2 separate regions of the Homo sapiens genome follow, and region 2 is linked to region 1. Evidence: chromatin loops called from intact Hi-C (ENCODE). Cell type or tissue: ascending aorta. All regions are shown on one strand. Links, peaks and the distances in the headings refer to the core of each region. The heading gives the core; the rest is flanking DNA.

Region 1 (2,930 bases), core at 286-2,785:
TCTTTGTAAGTCACAGAAGAAATGTGAACAGAAAACATAAATTCCTATTGCTGTGTATAATATGCTACAAATATACTTCCCCTACAACCACTCCTAGAACAGACTAGAATATTAATTTGAGACATCTAGCTTTCACAGATCTAGACTGTTTGCAGAAGATGGCTAACAAAAGTATCAGTTGCCCAAGCAACTTATGGAAGCAGAAGGAAGTAGAATAAAACTATTAGATCACTTTGGACTTTCCAAAGGCATAAAACAATAATCTTTTAAAGATATAACTGGTAAACTTTGATATTAAATTTCTAGCGCTGGTGCCATTTAAAGACTGGACATTTAAATGAAACATATTTTTCAGGGAACTTTAGAAAAGCTAATATGTTAGGGAAGAAGTATTAAGACAAGAGTCAAGAAAGCTTTCAACAGAATATGCTTAACTGGGCCAAAAAAATTGCTGTCTAGCCCCACCCTCAATCAGCACAGGAGACAACCTCAGGGACTTATAAGAAATACAGAACATTAAATCAGCACCTCTTGGACTTCAGAAAAAAGTCTTCCAAAGTCGGAGCCTGATTTTCATTCCACAGTGCCCCATTTAAGTTCTATTTTACACTGAAATTTAAAATTACATCAACAGAGTTGGTACACAATGTATGATAGATAGCCACTGAATACACACAAAAACAAGTCATAGGCCAACGAGAAGTTAGATTAGAAGTTTTGTAGTTAGTATACACCAACTAATCTTTCTAAGAATGGAGGAATACTTCCCTTATTTCATTCACAAATCTTTCTTTCAGAACTTGCTCCCACTTGGGGACCATTTTCCCTAGCACTCATCTATTGATCCAGCCATCTGTCTGTCCATCCATCCAATAGCTTTCAAGAATGTAGTATGTGCCAGTCCTTCTGTGTGTGGCTGGCATACAATGAAGAATAAGAATAAGACAGACTCTCTTCTTAACCGTAACTTCTGAAATGTAGCCTCTTTCACCTCCCCAGATTCTCAGCTCCTTTCCCTCAGCACAGGGAGCTCTCTGAGCTTTCTGTGTTCTCCCTCCTTGTACTGCATGCTGTAAACCCTCTCAAGGCAGTGAGGTGATAATCACCGTTTCCCCTCCCTCAATGATCACTGTCCTTATCATCTAATTCCAGTATCTCAAAAACTATTGTTTCATATATTTCACCTGCATTATTTTGGTTGTTTTCCTCGAGAAGGTAAATTCAGACCCTGTTAATTTATTTGGGTTGAAGCAGATGTCCACTATTGAGTTTTGAGAGTTCTTTATGTATTTTGGAAATGAGTCTTTTGTCATACACATGATTTGCAAATATATTCCCCAACCTACAGTTTATCATTTTATTCTCTTGACTGTGTCTTGGGTAGAGAAAAAGTTTTAATTTTGATGTTCAATTTGATGCTATATCTAAGCATCCCAACCTCAGGTTGATGCTTCCCAACCTCAGGTCAGAAACATTTTCTCCTTTATGTTTGCTACTGTTCAAGTATTGTTTGTTTCATTCTGTTTCAATTGTGTGCATGGGAAAAATTATCTTTGTTACTGAATTGTGATAACTACCTTAAACCAGGCATCCATTCTGAGCTATATTCCTTAGGGATTTTAACACACCTGTAATTATCTGAGTCTCCACTGGATGTCAATACTGCTTAAGGAAAAGCAGTTCAGACGTCATCTTGGGTGTACAAAACAATACATGCTTTTAAGACGCATTAGGGTGGAATAGTTAGAAAGGAGCCTAGAAAAAGTGAAATAGACAAGCAGGAATATCTGTCCTTTGGTCCAGTAATAAATGTCAGACAGAGTGTTGGCTTACAGTTCTGAAATTCATAGCAGTGTTGAACCCCAAAGTTGGAAGCCTGAATTCTGTTTTTCATTCTACTTTGGCTTTTTAGTTCCTGACATAACGAAATGAAACCACATTTTTGGTAGAATTATTTACCTAATTTTCACAAGGTATTTTACTCAACTAGAATTAGAGGGTCAATCATGATTTCAATTCGTATTTCATGCGTTCTGTTCACTTTCCAAACATGTACAAATTGCAACCATTATGAGGTAGAAAAGGATGACTTTGGTAAGAAAATTGCCAGGGCCATTTTGGTCATGGCCAAGGATCTCACTGAAGGCATCAATATAGAACAGGGTCCAAAGAGTACAGTGACCTTTGATCATACTTCTGAGCAGATTTCATTTCTAGGAAGAGCTAGTCTATTCCAGGACTGAAATAAGATAAAAAAATGTGGATTTATATTTTTTTTTTCCTTCTCTTAATACTATGCACAAAATTGCAATTTGCGGCTTACAAGCTTTAAGAATTGGATTCTAGACATATTTTTTAGTTTTCTCATTTTGAAGCCAGTAATCACATATCTTATTGTTATGGTTTTATAAAACCATGTCTTTCTATCAGATGACTAATTTTGAAAGAATATACAATATTACTATATTCTGAAGGTGGGACACGGACATGGGACTGATCAGGTCTATTAGTGAGGAAGTATCAGTGCTTATTTTATGAAACATCTTAAATGTGCTATATAAATGTAGTCAACAAGGCTGTCAACACAACATAAAAGCGAGTTTATGCTCATCATTGACTGAGTAGCATTGCGCTAGATGACTAATATTAAAAATAGCGAATAAATCATATTTAAAGCCGATGAAATTTTTGAGTGCACAATTAAAAAATGTCCTAACATTTGGAAAAAGATACCCAAAATAAAGTTTAAATATGGGAATAATCTGAACAAGCAGAATTATCTCTTAGAAGTAAGGCTCTGTTTTAATAAATATTTTGTATTCAGGTATTGGTGAAGGTTTTTAGCTCCAAGGGCTGTGAATTTTCCATTACGAGTTTCCTGTGGGAGGTTAACATTCCTATGTAGCTAAATAGCCCACAAACCTAATATT
Region 2 (2,930 bases), core at 237-2,736, 65 kb after region 1:
GTCAAAAAACAATAGATATTGGCACAGATATGATGCAAAGGGAACACTTATACACTGGTGGGAATGTTAGTTGGTGGGAATGTTAGTTAGTATAACCTCTATGGAAAACAGTATGGAAATTTCTCAAAGAACTAAAAGTAGATCTAACATTTGATCCAGCAATCCTACTGCTGGATATCTACCAAAAGGAAAATAAACCATAATATCGAAAACAGCTGCACTCATATGTTTTTTCCCAGCCCAAGTCATAATTCCAAAGATATAAAATCAACCTAAGTAGCCATCGACTGGTGAGTGGGTAACTACAATGTCATGGATTTATATCATGGAATACTACTCAGCCATAAAAAAGAACAAAATAATGTCTTTTACAGCAACTTGGATGGACCTGGAGGCCATTATCCTAAGTGAAATAACCCAGGAATGGAAAATCAAGTACAACATCTTCTCACTTATAAGTGGGAGCTAAGCTATGAGTTTACAAAGGCATACAGAGTGGTATAATGGGCATTGGAGACTCAGAAGGGATGAGGGTAGGAGGATGGTGAGGGATGAAAAAATCATCTATTGGGTACAATGTATGCTATTAGGGTGATGGGCACACTAAAAACCCAGATTTCATCACTACACAATTCATCCATGTCACCCTAAATCCTGTCCATTTTTACCACAAATCTATTGAAATAAAAAAAAAAACTTTTAATAAATAAATAAAATTAAAGATGAAGAATGTGTAGAAATCAATTCTCTGCCACAATTAACCTGGTTTTTAAGGGCGGCTTCATTAGATAGCTATTTCATTTCATTTCAATTGAGATTACATCTACTCCAGACACTATAATAGGCTCTGTTGTACAGCAATGAACAAGAAGATGATGTTTTATAATGAATTTTATACACTTCATTTTGTTGTTGTTGTTGTTGTTGTTGTTGTTGTTGTTGTTGTTGTTGAGGTAGAGTTTAGCTCTTGTTGCCCAGGCTGGAGTGCAATGGCATAATCTCGGCTCACTGCAACCTCCACCTCCCAGGTTCAAGAGATTCTCCTGCCTCAGCCTCTCGAGTAGCTGGGATTACAGGCATGTGCCACCACGCCCAGCTTATTTTTGATTTTGTTTTTGATTTTTAGTAGAGACGGAGTTTCGCCATGTTGGCCAGGATGGTCTTGAACTCCTGACCTCAGGTGATCCACCCGCCTCGGTCTCCCAAAGTGCTGGGATTACAGGCGTGAGCCACTGCACCAGACCTATACACTTCATATTAAAGCGTCCTAAAAGATTTTCTCCATCGAAGAGATTCTTGACTCTAAGGTGAATCATTGTATGTAGGCAAATATGTAAATAGACAAATAGTATAACACAACCACACACCCTGTTGCGAACCAACTGTGTGCCAGATAACTGTCCTACTATGGACCCTCAAAGCAACCACACACATAAACAAATCGCCAAGAGTGCTGAAACATTTTCTCATGGGTTTTTCAGCTACCTTCAGAACTTACCCAAATTGACACCAATTTGCCTGTTCTGTCTCACTGCTCTCTGCACTCATCTGTCTAAGTCTCAGATTCCCATTTGGCTCTCAATCTTGGCTTCTCATGCTTGGCTCAGGATCCCTAGCTGCTTGTAGACAAAATTTCCTGGCTCAAAGTTTCCTGGTCTCTCCCCCTTAGAGACTATTCTGGTATTTGCTCTGTGGCCTAAGCATCATAAGCCATGGATAAAAGACACTACTGACATCTGCTGTTGTCCCAGAATATAGAGACCACCAAAGCCAGTCCTCCAAAAGAAGCTAGACACCAAATATATCTGAGTCACCTCTGTTCCAGTACATAACAAGGCTGTATTACTTGGGTTCTTATCATCTTCTTACCAATCATTCTTTTTACTTGGCACATTGTGACCTAAAATACAGCACTCCTTGTCATCCCTCTAAATGCCTCCTGTGCTTTTGTACTTCTGAGCCTTTGTATATTGGAATGTTTTCTAGAACTTGTTTTAATTCTAGGAATTCCTTCAAATCAGCAAAGTCATGTCAGGTGTCATTTCCTCTTGGAAGCATTCTGACATTCCATGCGGAGTGAGAGAAACTCTCATCTGTGACCACGCGTTAGTTAATTCACTCTTCAGTAATTGTATCACTTTCTCAGCTGTTTTCCAAATATACTAAGAGTTCCATATTGTCTTAGGCAGCATCTTTTTCACCCCTGAATCCCTGGTGCCCAGAATAAAACTTGGAATGAAGGACATGCATCATTAAGTGTGGACTGAGCATGTGAATATATTCATAACAATGGCTGCTTGACCGTTAATGTCATTGTGTATGGGTCAGCGTCAGGTTCAGAAATAGTTTCATCTTTTCCATGTGTAATTACATTGTATTCTCCTGCCGCTGTTTGCTTTTCTCAGGTTTTTATTAGGAATAAATATTTATGTGAATTTTTTCCCTGTGGTGCTTGGGGATATTTGTTATATTTATCTTGGCATTTGTCCCTTCTGGTGGGACACCAGCATTCATTTAGTCAACACATTTTTATGTGTGGGAAGTGTTGTATAGAGCACCCCAAGCACTGTATCTTCATTGTTTAACTTACTGTTTATTATGAAAATACTTTCTTTCTACCACCTTACTTCCTTATGTCTTTCATCAGAGCCCTTCAAATTCAGTACAATCTTCATTGCTGGAGATTTATCACAAACTTCTGAAATTAGCCATCTTTAAATTAACTTGAAGTTTCTCAAGTTTATTCAGGTGGCAAAACTGTAAGAATGATGCATGCTGAGGTATTGAACTCCCATTTAAAGGAGAAGAAATTTTACTAACAGAAAACATGGCTATATTATGTGTGTACAATATAAAAATCACAGCACCAAATGCACATATCTTTGCAAAAGAAGCAAGTTGGTCAACACAATATAATTACTGAAGTTATT

The links. A loop is a pair of places that touch in the nucleus more often than their neighbours do. Peaks named below come from ENCODE experiments on the same cell type or tissue, not always from the same donor. Only the 100,000 strongest peaks of a DNase experiment are listed, where the experiment ranks them.
Region 2: it touches region 1 in a loop (3-fold over the local background); 1 of 110 quality-filtered maps calls a loop at or near these places.

Annotation. Positions count from the first base shown.
Region 1 is chr12:71,013,113-71,016,042 of GRCh38, reverse strand. No RefSeq gene overlaps it. Among named protein-coding and RNA genes, the nearest start is that of PTPRR, 94 kb to the right of the region's middle. In ascending aorta, for the core only: a CTCF peak has its summit at 1,652; no DNase peak of the experiment used is centred there.
Region 2 is chr12:70,947,889-70,950,818 of GRCh38, reverse strand. No RefSeq gene overlaps it. Among named protein-coding and RNA genes, the nearest start is that of PTPRR, 29 kb to the right of the region's middle. In ascending aorta, for the core only: no CTCF peak of the experiment used is centred there; a DNase peak (open chromatin) is centred at 1,588.